Regions from separate parts of the Mus musculus genome. Here region 2 is linked to region 1. Evidence: chromatin loops called from intact Hi-C (ENCODE). Cell type or tissue: gastrocnemius. All regions are shown on one strand.

Region 1 (8,000 bases):
CTGCTCATCCAAAGAGGCCAAAGAAAGCAGCTTCTACCCGTGGTGTGTATTTTAGTGTTGTCCAAAGCTGGCGACTCAGAAATAGCCTCACAGTGGAGCTTGAGCCATACTGTGTGTGGATGCCCCCTGATGGCATGGTGGGAGGCCCACTCTGGGCTCAGGTTTTGAACTAGGTGGAGGCTGGCTGGGACATTGAGAGGGATGGGGAGAGAGACAGACAGGCAAGCAGACAGACCACATACACTCTCTCTCACACACACACACACACACACACCCCTAGCTTGTGAAAATCATTTTTTAATTGAAGCCTATAGTACAATACAGAAAATAAAGTCATCAAGGAAGTTAATTCACTTTAGAAGAAACTAGAAGAACAGAACAGGCTAATGCCATAAATGTGTGTGTTTAGTATTGCAAAGTAAAACAGTAACATTCTTAAAAATAATGGAGGCCAGGCCAAGAGTGACAGAGACCAAGCCAGGGAGACGGACGGCAGGTCAGGGAGACGGAGGCCAGGCCAGAGGTGGAGACCAGGCCAAAGAGAGATGGAAGCCAGTCTAGAGAGGTGGCTCAGAGGTTAGGAACACTTGATGCTCTTGCACAGAGTCTGGGTTAGGGTCCCAGCATCCACATGTTGGCTCACAACCCTCTGTACCTCCAATTCCAGAGAATCTAATTCCTTCTGTTCTCATGGGCCATCAGAACCACGTGTAGTACACAGGCACACATGCAAAGATAAGATAGTCAAAATAAAACAAATAAGCCCTTTTTTTACATAGTAATGGAGCCTGATAAGGAAGCTTAGTGTATACCCTTGGTTGGCATGCATGAGGTTGAGTTTTATCTCCCATACCATTTTACAAAACCAAAAACAAAACTGAAGGTACGTGGTATGGTATTAAAAGAAAGAAAAAGATGAAAATTAAGACAATTAGAAAAACAGAAAACTTGGATGTAAAAAAATGTTTTTTGGGGAAAAATTAACAGGAATAAAACTGCAGACATCATAGCTGAAGAGAAAACTCATGAATTAGAAGATAGTTGTATGGAATTTACATAAATACAAGATCAAAAAATGAAAAATTAATTAAGACACAGACTAGACGAAGAGGCTCCAATAAATGTTTAGAGGAACTCGGGGGCTAGGAGGCAGGGAGATGAGACTGAGGCAGGCAAGCTTGTGCACGTGCTTAGCAAACTGGACTTGGCGTGACCACACCCAACTCTTCTCCATTCAATGCACCAGGCCACCTGTGTGCAACCTAGGACCTCTCCCTTGCATCAGGCTGCACTATCTTATACCTAAGAGTTGGCCTTGCACATCATTACAATCATATTCATTCTGGATGGGACATGAGAGAAGAAACGCCATTTATCAATCTGTCAATCAAGATAAAAACAAAAACAAAAACAAGAACAAGGGGCCTGGAGAGATGGCTCAGTGGTTAAGAGCACTGGCTGCTCTTCCAGAGGTCCTAAGTTCAAATCCCAGGAACCACATGGTGGCTCACAACCATCTGAAATGGGATCTGATGGCCTCTTCTGGTGTGACTGAAGACATGACAGTGTACTCACATACTTAAATTAAATAAAATATTAAAAAAAAAGATAAAAACAAACAAACCACATACACTATGACCCTTAGCAATCATACGTCTCCCTTGAACATTAAAAGAGAAAGTCCCAGACAATAATCGGAGCTTTTGAGGGCCCCATGCATATGGCCTGCTGGGTCTCGAGAACACCATTTTCACTCTGCTGATCCGCACTGCCATTACACTTTGAAGAGTCTCCATGCTATCGTGCAAATCTCCAGGTGCTTATTTCAGTGCTTTGAATAAGATACCAAGAACCTGGAATCACTTGGCCTAAACCCCAACCACCTGTAGCCAGACTCAGGTAAATGCCAGTAAAGTGAATAGATAGTTGCTGACAGTTTTCCCAGATCTCAGACTGGAAGCCTTAGGTTAGAAGTGCACCCCAGGGCCAAACAGAATTGTGATGTGAATCCAAATCTGGACGCAGCAGATCAAAGGAAGGCAAAGGCTAAAGGGCAAAGGACGGCCACTGTGCTGGCTCAAAGCTGCAATTCCAGCGTCTGTGGGGCCAGGCAGAGAGAGCCAGAGCTCCTGGCCAGACTGGGATCCAAAGCGAGAGCTTGACTCAACCCAAAACAAACCAAAGGGGCTGTGGATATGCCTCAGAGGTTGAGGCGTTAGCACACACAAGGACTGAGTTTAAAGACCAGAGCTACCAAAGGAAGGAAAGAAAGAAAGAAAGAAAGAAAGAAAGAAAGAGAGAGAGAGAGAGAGAGAGAGAGAGAGGGAGGGAGGGAGGGAAGAAAAAAGAGAAGAGAAGAGAAGAGAAGAGAAGAGAAGAGAAGAGAGGAGGGGAGGGGAGGGGAGGGGAGGGATACATAGTGAGACATTGTCTCAAAAGTAAATCAAGGTGCAAGGATGTGAGTATGAAGAAACAGGTAAAATTACTGAAGGAAAAATGAAAAGCATGTACAATAAAAACCTAAGCCTAGAAAAGCATCTAAAAATAAGTTCAAACATGTTAAATAATATATCACACATTTACCCATAATTCACTATGAATATAAAAGACTAAGCCATCTTATTATTATTAAAAGGCTAGAAGTGTTTTGTGTATAAGACAAAAATTAGGTGATAAAAGTCTTCAATTTGAAATATTATAATACTGAACGCAAATGAATTTCATCTTTATAAAGAATAACATGAACAAGCCACACCCATGAAGTGAAAAGCCAGGTGGGCCCTCTCTCCCTCCCTCCAATCAAATACTGGTTTGACAGTGTTTGAACTTCGGCTGCTGCACATCATTCGACCAAGGAAAACCAGCGAGGCTACTCCGTGGCTCTAATTCACTCGTGGCCATGGTAGGCATACAAATCTTTACTACTTATTCTCAAAGGTTTTTTACCCTCACTTTAATTGGTAAAGTAATAATTTTAAGAATACTGACTTTTTTATTCAAAAGACAAATGTCAACTTATTTTCCATTGCTGGAATCAAATCTAGAGCTGTCTGTATGGTAGGCAGGCGCTCTGCCAGTAAGCAACAGCCCCAGTATCAAATTAGGAAGAAAAAAAAAAGGCTTATTTTGTTTAACTATAAACTTGAAAACCCTTACACCAGGAACCCTTACTGGACTTACGTTTTTCCATTCCACTCCACGATTTTTGAAAAGTTAAGGTAATTGTCCTCTCCAGTCAGAAACACGTACTCCCCGTCATTCGTTCCATTTCTCTGGAAAGAAGTGAGCATCGCGATTCAAAAAAAAATGATCAAATAGAAGCATTAAAATACCCAAATGTGTCTGACATGCTGTGATACTTTAACCTTCGAGAGCCGAGCCCCATGAGCCAGGACATTCTAGGGACTGTGCACTCAGGATGCTCTTCCAGAATCAAACGACGTTGGCGAGAGACTCAACTTTCAGGACCCATTCTCTCACAGAAGTAATATTTGAAACTTGTTTATAATTGTGTCTGGACAACCACTAAGTTTTGTAAACCCTTAAGGCTTGCCCTCTCCCAGAGAGGAAGTGAACTGCTATAATGTCATACCCTGAGAGCGAGACCTTGGTCAGGTATAGGCAGGATGTGAGCATACTGCCTCACCCCACCTCAGCGCTCCACTCCCGAGGTTAGTTTTATCTGTCACCCACTATTCAATTTACGACAGTTTCATTCCCTCCCCCTCCAAAGCCACGGTCTTATTTTTCTACAGGCTTTGTAAAAATATTTAGAACTCCAGGCAATTTTGGTCTTCGCCTGGAAGAGAGGCAGACTTAAGATGCATTCTGGCTTGTGTGCCCTCTTCTTCCCCGCTGTGTGCTGGAGACATGTTCTAGGAAGGAAACTTACCTCATAGAACAGGCCGAAATTCGGGGAGACGTCAGGTTTGAAAATATGGACGAGGGACAAGATCTCATCTTTGTAGCCCCAGAGCAGTTCGTGCACGGTGTGAATCACAAACAACTTCTGCTGATAGGCTTTCAGCATGGCTTCGATAAGCTCCCTGAGCAGGGTCAGCTGGGCCAGATCCACGACAGTCTGCAGAGCAGAGGCAGGTTAACCAGTGTCCCTAAGAACACCCATTGGCTCTCTTTCTGTCCCTTAACAGAAGGGCCAGAAACTGAGATGTAAATGTTTGAGACTAAACAGAAAATCCAACCAGTGACCTTCCTGTCTTTATATGGAGTAAGAGTTCAGCTACTGCACTTTCTCCTATTACTCTGTGTGTGTGTGTGTGTGTGTGTGTGTGTGTGTGTCTGTCTGTCTGTCTGTCTGTCTGTCTGCTTAGACTTTGTGGTCTTGCACATAATAGACAAATACTCTACTACTGATCTCTATCCTAAGCTCCAGGCCCCTTTTTGTAAATTTTGAGACAGGGCCTCACTAAGTTGCCCAGGCTAACCTTGAACTCACTCTGGAGCCCAATCTGGGCTTTTTGATCTTCCCGTTTTTGCCATAGAAAGTAGCTGGTATCACAGGCCTGAACCACCAGGGCAGGCTCGTATTACATCTTATTGTAGATGTGGATTTAACCTTCCCTTTAGGAGGCTCTGAATGATGCCAGCGTCGCAGAGATCTTACAGACACACAGGGACCTTTGGCCACAAGGTGGCTCCATTGCCCCTGGAGCAAAGTGGCGGCTGGACCTTTAGCAGCAAGGCAAGGCAAAGTTCAGATTCAGATGTGAACTCTTTAAGGTCCTGGGTCCTCCATCAGTGTTAAGCAGCTGTCACTTTAGAGTGGAAGCCTCAGAGGAGGTTTATGTAGATGATAAAGTTCCCTGGAGGGCACACACACAAATCAAAGTCTCTGTGCATATCTATATTTTGTGTTTGTTTTCTGATGGTGCTAGGATTAAATTTCAGAGACTCATTCTAAGCAAGATGAATTCCCTCCCTCCCCATAATATCTATATTTTATTATAAAATAGCTCTTAAATTATTTAGCTCTTACTTTACTATCATAAAATAATAGCTATTAAGTGTATCAGGCTTGCTGTTTCCTTCCACAAACCCTTGATAATGACACGTACCAACAGAGGAATATTTATTGTTCTAATCAAGTCAACGTTAGGATCTCCAACAGATTGGTTTCGTTCAAAAACATATGCCTTATTGGTGACAGCAGATATAGTTGTTCCATTTTCTCCAAACTGAATATTTGCCTTGTTCCGGAGCTCCCTAAACAAACAAACAAACAAACAAACAAAATTATTTGAAAATAGATAAGAGTTTAACAAACAAAGTCATTCCCTCCACTCAGTACTTGTTACATTTTTTCAATATAACATTTCTAATAAAGTACTTATTTACATAGGCTGCTGATGCTAAGCCACAAAAAAACTACAACTTAGAGCCAAGATGATGAAAGGGGACGAGACCCAGGAAAACATCAAAATCTATAGTTTCCACTTTTTTTTCCTTCCAGAATCAGGAGGACATAATAGTCAAACAGGCAAATAGACAAATGAGCTGTTTCCTCAATTATAGCTTGATCCTGAAATGTTTTCAATTCAGCTCCCAGGTTTGATTTGGTTTCAATTTGTATACTGGTGCCTCTGATTCCAACTGTAATTCAGTTGTAAATTTATCTTAAAATTTGAGGCCACAGCTAGGTATAATGGCACATGTTTGTAACCCTAGCACTCCAGTGGCTGAGGCAGGAGGATCACTGACAAGTCTGAGGGCGGGCTGGTCTACATAGTAGCAAGACTGACTCTAAAAGTTTCTTTTAAAAATTTGAGCCTCAATTGGGGGGTTGGGGTGGGAGAGGGATAGAGGGAGGGGGAGGGGGAGTAGAGGGGGAGAGGGGGAGAGGGAGAGGGGTGCAGAGATGAGGAAATGAATTGGGGCCAACACAGTAAGTTTGGAGTTCACTCCTGTTTCTATACATATTTCAGCTTAGTTCAAATAAGTTCCCTAAAATGAGAAACCTCTTAGAAAGAGCTGGATGGAGAGTATAATAGGTAACAGTTGTTGACACTAACAATTCTTTCTAAGTAGCTAGTTGAAAAGGTGCTTTCATTGCTCCTGACACAAAGAAATGATAAGCATCTGGGGTGATAGATAGGAACAAATCATTAAACATCTGCAACCTATAAATTACTGTGTCAATTTAGAGACACAGTGATTTGTAATCTCTCAGAGTGCTTGGGCTGGGTGGGTTTGACGGCTCAGGCCTATGATCCTGGCGCTTGGGAGGCTGAGGGAAGTAGGAGACTGAGTTGATGCTGAGTTTCAGGCTGCAGTGTGAGACTGGGTCTAAAGAAGGGGGTGGGTGTGGCTTAGTAGACAGGCCTACAAAGACTCAATGAAGGTGTGAAATGCAAGATGTATCAAAACACTCAGTCATCGAGATAAAATAATACTCTAATTTGATGGAGCTTTTTATTTTGTTTGAGATAGGATTTGACTCTGTAGCCCACTCTGGCCCCCAACTGGGGACAATGCTCCTGCCTTCGCCTCCCAAGTGCTAAGATATCAGGCATGGACCGTTACAGCTATCTAGAAAATCTTTCATTAGATATGTAGTTAACAAAATGTTGTCTAAGAGTCTGTTGACGCAAACAGGTTAGAAGGCCCCAGGCAGCTGGGCCACGACCACTCCCCCCATAGGCCCTTTGATCTGGGGATTCTGGGGTTTTATTGTTTTTGTTTTGTTTTATTTTGTTTTGTCCAGCCGCCCATCTGTGAAGTTTGCTAACTGTACTTGCTTTAGGCACTCAGTTATAAACTTCTGAGTGACATCCTTTAGACTGTGAAGGAATTGCCATGCAGCCTCCGGTAAGATGACAAACAAGCCAGGGGCAGAAGCCTGAATACCTTGTCTTAACTCCTCTTAAATTCTCTCTAGTTTGGGATTGGTTTTGTCTTTGTTTTTATTTCTTTTTTTTTTTTTAATTTTTGTTTTGTTTTGTTTTTTTCTTTCTTGTCTTTGTTTTTAAACAGGGTCCTCCTAGGTGGTTCTGGCTGGCCTAGAACTCACTATATAGACCAGACTGTCCTCAAACTTTCAGTGACTCTCCTGCCTCTGCCTTCTGAGAACTCGGATTACAGGGATTACAGCTGTGAGCCCCCTGTGTCTCATACTTTGTAGATTTACAATAAGAATAGAAAATAAAGCCAGGCAGTGGTGGCGAACGCCTTTAATCCCAGCACTTGGGAGGCAGAGGCAGGTGGATTTCTGAGTTTGAGGCCAGCCTGGTCTACAGAGTGAGTTCCAGAACTGCCAGGGCTACACAGAGAAACCCTGTCTCAAAAAAACAAAATTATATAAATAAATAAATAAATAAATAAATAATAATCAACAAAGGCACATGTGATAAACAGGCACATGAGAGAACAGAGAAGTCTTTGAATGTTCTATAGGTCTAGGCACCGAGCTGTTATACTGTGTATAACAGTACCCATGAATATCTGACCTGTGCACAGCTTCCTGTAGGTCAGACTTCCTAAAAGGTGACTAACAACGTCAGTGGGGTATAACCAATGAATGCCTGTAATACAGGCCAGATTTAAATAATTATGAGAAAAAAACCTGCAGGTCTTCTAGGAATATACAATGTATCAGGTACAGGTGGCTGTGTTCAAACAGTTTGACCCTCAGAGGTTTTCAGTGACTTGTGTTGTCACTTGATTTCGGGCCCCTTTCTTCTGGTGGCAGCCCGATTTCCTTTCCTCTCTGTCCTGGGCCACTACCTGGGGTTCTGGGGGCCTGAGTGTAGCAGTTCCTATGACTTCTTAATCTGGACCCCCTTGAGGTCCAGCATCCTCCTGGTGCAGCTCATGGGATCTGATGAAGTACACACTCCTTTGACTTAGATCTTTAGCTTATTTTTTAGGTTTGGTTTTTCTGCTTTGAGGCAGGGGCTCACTACCTAAGCCAGGCTGTCCTTGAACCAGCAATCTTGCCTCAGCCTTCTAAGTACTGGGATTCCAGATTTGTCCCACTGCCTGGC
Region 2 (8,000 bases), 93 kb after region 1:
GTTCAAGGGAAAAGCCTCGTCAACGAGGTTAGGGAGGGCAGTGGGTGTGCCGTCCTCTCCCAGAACATTTTTTCTCGCCTCCATCAGGATTCTTTCTCTTTCTTCTGTGGTAAAAAGAACCTGCAAAAGCTGCTGACAATCATCCCAAGTGGGTTGATGGGAGAACATAAGTGACTCAAGGAGCCCAGTAAGTCCAGAGGGGTTCTCTGAGAAGGGAGGGTGGTTAGTTTTCCAATTATATAAATCAGAAGAGGAAAAAGGCCAGTACTGTAAAGGAATGAGATCATTAGGTCCTGGTGCTGGCCCTCCTACATGTGCTCTGAGTGGCAAGGCAACTGTTGAGTCTGGCCCCCCTTCCTCCCCGGGGCTTCGGCCTCGGCGACTCCGAGTCCCCCCCGCCGGTCCCTGAGCCCCTCTCGCTATTGGTCCCTGTGGTGGGGCAGCTGCAGGTGGCTGTTGGGGCAAGGGGTAAGGGGGAGGTTGGGAGTCCATCCAGAGGAGGTCGTCAATCTCTGGATAGATCTTGGGGGGTGCTGATGGGCCGGACTTTCCGGCTGCATCAGACTGGGCAACCGCTACCGTCAGCTTCGAAGAGTTTGGGGTCCAAGGCTTGGCCCATGGAGGTGGGAATTGGATGAGATTCTGCCAGGTCACAATGTAGGGGATCTGATCAGGGTGACCCCCTTCCTCCTGAAAAACAATTCGCCTGACGGCGGCGATTAGTGACAAGTCAAAAGTACCCTCAGGTGGCCAGCCCACTCCAAACGTTGGCCACTCGGAGGCGCAAAAGGTCTGCCACGGACCCTTTCTGACCTCCACCGACTGGTTGTGGGCTCTGACCCGCACCTCCTTCCAATGCTCCAGAGTCAGAGAAAGGGGAGTGGACACAGATTGTCCCATTTCTAGAAAAACAGTAGACACAACAAGAGCGGACACGAGACTAAGACAAAAAAGAAACCAGAAACGGCGGCGACTCTGCGTCGACCACAAGCAACTCAAAGAATCAGATGGCCTTTCTAAGGCCGGTCGATTGAGACCCTCTGCACGAGGTGGGACTCGAACCCACGATCCCATGACCAAACGTGAGGTGGGACTCGAACCCACGGTCTCGCAACAAGGCGCGAGGTGGGACTCAAACCCACGATCTCGCAACAAAACGCGAGGTGGGACTCGAACCCACGATCTCGCAACTGGGCACGAGGTGGGATTCAAACCCACGATCTCGCAACCCCAAATGGTCTCTTGGCCTCCAAAGGGGTCCACCAGGCGTCCCTGGTCCTCCCCTGTTCCTCCTGGGACGTCTCCCAGGGTGAACGGACGGTGGACACCTGGACACGTCTATCCTTATCCACCCCGCGTTCCCTCTCGGAGCGCGGTCTCACTGAGCGTCCGCAAAACCGAAACTGCGATCGCACCAAACTTAGAAACAGAACACAGACATCAGACCAAAACAGAACAAAGAATCTTACCTCTAAGTGGGTCTAGGACCTCTGGGTGGTCGCGCTGATTCCCGGCCAATGCACCAAAATGAAAGACCTCCGAAGGGAGACCCTCACTCAAGTACTCAAGCCCCGGGACAGCCGCGGACCCAAGAAGACACTGAGACCATACTCAAAATGTAGAAGGCAAGATTTAATAGAACAACAGCAAGAAAGCACATGGAACATAGACCAGAGCTCTGGGGTCGAAACTCATGCACCTAGTGGTGTAGAGGAGAATCGACGACCAGCCAAATTTTTCACAGGCTTATATAGTAAAACTCAAGGGGGGGAGAGCTGGGCAGGGAAAGTACAAGTTTACATCACTAGGGGGTTCTGCCAAGGGACAAGGGGTTCTGCCAAGGGAATCTACGTAACTAAGGGGTCATGTCCTATCATTTGGCAATGTACCCGGTTCATTTTGAGGTTGTTCCAGGAGGCCCTTATCTCAAAAATGTTCTTGGAACAGTTTTTAGTTGGGAGGGTTCGAACTCTAGGGTGAGGAGTTCAGGAATGCATTCTGGGGTGAAGAGTTCAGGAGTGTTCCGGGAACAATCTCTAGATGGGAGGGGTCGGGCTCTGGGGTGAAGAAGAGTTCAGTAAAAATTTTTATTCTTCAATTCCACTAGATGTGGATTCCTGCATATGGGCTTTGATTTGTTCTTACCTTTTAGCTATCTTCAATGCATTGCTTTTATTTTTTATTCTTTGCTTGTATATAAAGGAGTAGAATTGTCAGGGCATGCCATAACTATATTTAACTTTTTAAAGCACCATGCTTATTTAAAATTATTGCATCTTTTGAATTGATCCCTAGTTTGAATCCAAACAGAGGAAGATATTTATTTGGGTATAGGTACTTTCTTTGTTCTTTTCTCATGGGGTCCCACCTAATGCTAGGTAGAACACACAGTAATATGTGTGGACCAGTTCAAGGTAGCTTGCAAGGTAGTTGAGGCACTTGCCAATCCTGAAGATTCTGGAACATTCTTCATTGAGGCTGAGAGCGTCTTTCTTCCTTCCTTCCTCTCTCTCTTTCTCTCTTTCTCTCTTCCTCTCTCTTCCTTCCTTCCTTTCTCTCTCTTTCTCTCTTTAATTTAATTTAATTTTTTACTTATTCACTTTACATCCTGCTCGCTGCCCCCCTCCCGGTCACCCCCTCCCACAATCCTTCTCCCACCCTCACCCCCTCCCTTCTCCTCTGAGCAGGAGAGCATATTTCACCAAACAACTGGAGGCCTCCCATGCCCATCCTTCCTTCCCCCTTCCTTTCCTCCTTCACTTCTTTTGCTGGGGATTAAACCCAGCTGTCAGATACTGGACAAGCACTCCACTGTGGGACACAAGTGCTACTAAAGGTGTACCCAAGCAACAATATTTAAGTTAACTGAGCAGATTTGGGTCAATACAGGAGACTTACAGGTAACCATTCCAGAGAGGCTCAGGGAAGATGGTCAGATGCCATGTGGGCTCTAGGCTAGAGGAAAGGTACAGATTTCATTTTCCCCCTTCCCAGGTCCAAAGGTGCTGTGATTGGTATAAATGACCTCCTCTGCCCTCTAAGACTCTTCTGTAGAAGACTTAGTCCCCAGATAATGACAGTCTTGAGAGGTGAGTGGGCAGGAGGCTCTGATGTAATCGAAGGATTACTCCATTAATGAGTTCCTAGTAGAATGAACCTGTCAAAGGGACCAGGTCACCGTGAGTGTCTCCCTGGCTCAGTTTTGCTAGTGTCTGCACCCTTGCTGCCAGGAGGTGAGCAGCTTGCTTGCCATGCCTTTGTGCCTCAGCAAGGCTCCAAAACAAGACTTGGACAACCATGGCTGAAACTGAAGTAGTTTGGAGAGATTGAATTACTTACCCTGAACCAACAGAAACCTGTGTCATTATCTATTCAGGTTAAAATGATCTTATAATTGTTAAAAGAAATGTATTTATTTACTTGGTTTTATTTTAAGACAGGGCCTGTAGCCATAGAAAAGGTTTTGGTTGTTGTTGGTTTTGTTTTGTTTTGCTTTGCTTTGCTTTGCTTTGACTGTGTTTGGGACTTCTTCCTACCATGCTTATATCATGAAGGCAATATATGAAGAGCCAAGAGCCTTCTTCAGTGAAGGCTGAGATGGTTTAAAGAACAACAGTACAAGTGTGTGTGACCCAGGCTTACTTTTACTTATGTCTGTCTGTCCTGGTTCTCCTTAAGTCTTAGAAACCCAACCCAAATTTAACCAGCTTTTATAGAATTCCTTGAAAGTTCCCAGGCACTGTGGCCTGAATATTTATGCCTTGCCCCCCCTTTTTAGATTTATTTATTATTATACATAAGTATACTGTAGCTGTCTTCAGACGCACTAGAAGAGGGCATAGCGTCAGATCTCATTAAAGGGTGGTTATGACCCATCCTGTGGTTTCTGGGATTTGAACTCAGGACCTTTGGAAGAGCAGTCAGTGTTCTTGCCCACTGAGCCATCTCTCCAGCCCTGCCTTGCCCTTTTAATATGTTGAAATCTTAATCCTAACACCCAGGACATGGTATTAAGAACACCATTTAGGGCTGGAGAGATGACTCAGCATTTAAGAGCATTGTTTCCAGCAACCACAAGGTAGCTTACAACCATCTGTAATGGGATCAGATGCCCTCTTCTGGTGTCTGAAGAAAGCAACATATTTAAAATAAATAAATCTTAAACATCAACAACAAAAACACCATTTAGTCAGTTCCTTTCTGTTACAACAGAATACCTGAGACTGGGTAACTTATAAAGAATAGTGCTTTACTTTGTTTGGTCCTTGGTTCAGTAGGTAGCTGCATGGTGAGGGCCACATGTTGCTTTAACTCATGGTAAGAAGACCAAAGAATAGCCAACCTCTCAGAAGTTAAACGAGCACTTGCTGTTGTGAAGAACAGGAATTCAGTTCCAAGCACCCATGTCAGACTGCTCACAACCACACATAATTCAAGTTCTAGGGGATCTGGCGCCCCCTTCTGGCCTCTCTGGGAATATACATATGGATACAGGCAAACATAGACACGCACACAAAAAAATTAAAATAAATAAGAATAGCCACTCAGCAGCTCTGAAAAATAGCATAAATGATCAGTGCTTATGTGTGTGGTTTAAAGTGACTTGTGTCTAGCTTTTTGTTGTGGTCAGCATTCCTGGTAACCCTTCTAGAGTTACCTTCTCCCTTAATCTGGGTCTTAGGAAGTGTTCATTAAGGGAGAATTTGTGTCTTCTTACTTAGCTAATTTTCGTGTGCAGTTAACCTACAAAAGAGCCTTCAGTGGGCAACTTTTGGAAGGAATAATTTGCATGAAAACCAGGACTCTCAGAAGTAGCAAGCAAATCTCCAACAAACACATTCTCCAGTAACTAATGTTTACAGCCGCCTTGCCTCCAGGCTAGCAGGCCAAAGTGGCATGAAGTTGACAAATTTAATAACACAAGAGCCAGAAGGGACCCTGGCTGGCTGGCTACCAATCAGTGACTAAATAGGAGAGTGGAACTGCCAAATCCTCTTCCTGCTAGCCCCTGCCCTGTCCTCCTTGCTTCCTGGTCGCCCCCCACCCCACCCCTCTTCTGCTTGGTTGCTTCTCTGCAGTTAACATTTGTTTTTAAAACGAACAACAACAAAAAATCCTCTTTCAGCCTCTAGTACATTTCCCGGATCCTTTTTCTAGTATTTTCCACCAGGATAAAAATCTGACTAAATCGAGGCCTGGATCCTTCTCTCCCAGGCCAGTTTTATACCTCCAGCTATAGATTGTCAGTCTAGTCTGGGTAGTGTTGGGGTACTGTTGCTGCGCGCCAAATTGGGCAGGTCCGGGCAACTCGGGGCTGTGCTGGTCTCCTAGCAACTTGGGAAGCCGTGGGAGAAACTTGCCACACAAGACTGGGCAGTGCCATGGCGGAGTGTGGGCAGCGGCTCCAGCCCACGACCCTGGCTCCTAGACTGCTGAGGGAGCGCCAGAACTGCGGGTGGTAAGCACTGTGCTCTTGCAGCTACTAGCAGGGAACCTGGGTCCCCTGGGCTGGGGCGGAGGTAGACCTCGCTGCTAGGAGTTGTCTTTCTCCGTGTCCCCTGTCCCCTCACTATTGTAATAGAGTAAAAGGACCAATCTGGAGCAACACAGCCTTTCCAGTTTGTTGGGGTTTTGCCACGAACCGCCCAGGGGGAGAGGCTGTCCTAGCCTACCACTCTGAGTGCCTGACTTCAACACAGACACAACCTTCCTGGGGTAGCCAACTCTTCCATCAGAAACTCTGGGACCCCTAGTTCCCTGTGTTCAGCTTACGGCATCTATGACACCTGGAGTCTTTAGCCCTCCAGTTGGAAGCTCTAATCAAGCATAACCCTTAGCAGGAGCTAGCCTCCTGGGAAGGCAGGCTGCTACTTTGAAGGGTTAGTGAGGCAGGAAAGAAAAAGGCTTCTATTTTCCCTTTGCTGAATCCTTGAGAGTGCGTTTTTAGTTGGTGAAGAGGTATTTCTCTTCAGGGTGGTGATAAGCAAGGCAGCAAGCCTAGAATCAGAAAGACTCAGTATGTAAGCTGGTGGTCCTCCTCCATCAGCCTCCAGAACCCAAGGATTAGAGGTCTACCAGTACACCCAGCTCCCTGTGGTCTTGTTTTCATACTGTGGAGTGGGATCTAGTCAATGAGTCAGCTTTGTAGGTTCGCGAGGACCCCTGGGGCTAGCAATACACAGAACTCAGAGTGCTCTTTATATGAGTGAGCAATTATGAACACTTTGGAAATCTTTGCAAATGCCTCCCCATTTGAAATAATTTGCTTTGAAAGAATTGTAGACTCAGGAGAGAGCGCAAATGTCCAAGATCCCATATAGCCTTCTGGAGCTGTTTCCAATGGCAAACACATCTTACACATCTATACCCCACCACCAAACCAGGACTGCAGCTTTGTGGCAATATAGTGGTTAAATAAAACCTCTGTGTTTCATTAGCTCTCACTTCTGTAAATTTTTTTGTAAGATACCAACTGCTTTATGACCACAGTATCAGTTACCTTTCTCATTGCTATGGAAGAATACTGTCAAGAAACAAGTACTGGTTCTGGCTCAAAATTTAGGGAGGTATTGGTCCATGCTGGTGGGAAAGGTAGGCCTCCCAGGCAGCTCCATCCACAGAGATGAGCACTTTTGGCATGGCTTGCTCATATCTTAGGAGATCAGCAGCACAAATGAATGGGAACCAGGGCCAGACCGTTATTATCCCACAGGCTAGCAAGGCCTCACATTCTAAACGTTTTATAACTTCAAAAGGACCAGTGTTTAAACACAAGAACCTTTGGGGGCATTTTACGCTCCACAACCACAGAGGAACTGCTTTGTGGGGCCTTCATTGTAAGTCTTTCTTCCCCCAACAACCACACATCTGTTCTCTAGTTCTGTAATTTTAAGCATTTTAAGTCTATTCTCTAGGGCTAGAGAGATGGCTCAGCAATTAAGAGGGCTCAATGCAGGCTGTAGAGATGGCTCAGTGGTTAAGAGCACTGACTGCTCCTCCAGAGATCCTGAGTTCAACTCCAAGCAACCACATGGTGGCTCACAACCATCTGTAATGGGATCTGATGCCCTCTTCTGTTGTGTCTGAAGACAGTGACAGTGTGCTGATACACATCAAATAAATAAATTAAAAAAAAAAAAAGAGAGAGAGAGCTCAATGCTTTTCTGAGGACTGGAGTTGGATTCCCAGAACCTGTGATAGGCAGCCCACAAGTGCCTGTAACTCCAGGTCCAGGGAATGTGATAAATACATAAGTAAGAATAGAAATAAATAATCCAAGCAAACTGGAACAGCACAGGTCCACGTGAGCCTGTGAGGTCCATGCAGGATGTATGGGTCGTCATTGGTTCATTTTGTTGCTAAGGAGTGTTCCTGTGGTGTGTGTATACATTATAGTTTCTTTCTTTATTTGCTTGAAGGTATCCTGGGTATTTTCATTATTTAACTATAACATACAAAGTTGCCATGAACCTTTATGTACATTTTTTTTTTGCAAGAACATATATTTCCATTTCTCTAGGGTAAATGTCAATATATTATATACTGTTGTCTGTGAGAAACAATAGATGTTTTGGGGAAAATCTTTTAGTTTTATGTTATTAGGCAAGATTTTTTATGAGCTTACAAAAATGTGAAGGGTTGAGGATGGGGTGTGTAGATCAGTTTGCAAAGCGCTTACCTTGTATGCAGCTTTGGGCCCAATTGCCAGCACCCTATAAGCTAGACATTCTGGGTCATGTTTATAGGTGCAGTGCTCAGGAGATGGAGGTGAGAGGCCTAGAAGTCAGAGGTAGTTTAAGCGTCTCCTCTACAAGGTTGGTTTGACACTAACTTAGGTTATATGAGGCTGAATCTATCTATAAACAAACAACAAGTAAATAAATAAGAAAATACAGAGTTAAACATTTTAACAATGAGAAGCAGAGTAGGATAAAGGAAAGCCCTCCCCCTACATACCTGACCCCTCAGAACTGAGAGTGAGCTAGGCAGACTGAATCATT

What was found. Peaks named below come from ENCODE experiments on the same cell type or tissue, not always from the same donor. Only the 100,000 strongest peaks of a DNase experiment are listed, where the experiment ranks them.
Region 2: a loop joins it to region 1, with 6 times the contacts of the local background. A loop is called at or near these places in 11 of 42 quality-filtered maps.

What each region holds. Positions count from the first base shown.
Region 1 is chr5:92,456,862-92,464,861 of GRCm38, forward strand. Scarb2 (scavenger receptor class B, member 2) reads right to left here. Exons shown (of 12, transcript NM_007644.4): 3 at 5,076-5,223; 4 at 3,893-4,081; 5 at 3,181-3,272. It overlaps Mir6415 (microRNA 6415), which reads left to right and starts at 1,696; the gene lies at 1,696-1,795. In gastrocnemius, a CTCF peak has its summit at 4,637 (motif pointing right); a DNase peak (open chromatin) is centred at 4,651; H3K27ac peaks cover 492 bases.
Region 2 is chr5:92,549,690-92,557,689 of GRCm38, forward strand. It overlaps a transcript of Fam47e not described here. Among named protein-coding and RNA genes, the nearest start is that of Fam47e, 18 kb to the right of the region's middle. In gastrocnemius, a CTCF peak has its summit at 4,472 (motif pointing left); DNase peaks (open chromatin) are centred at 4,940, 5,404 and 5,597; H3K27ac peaks cover 1,134 bases.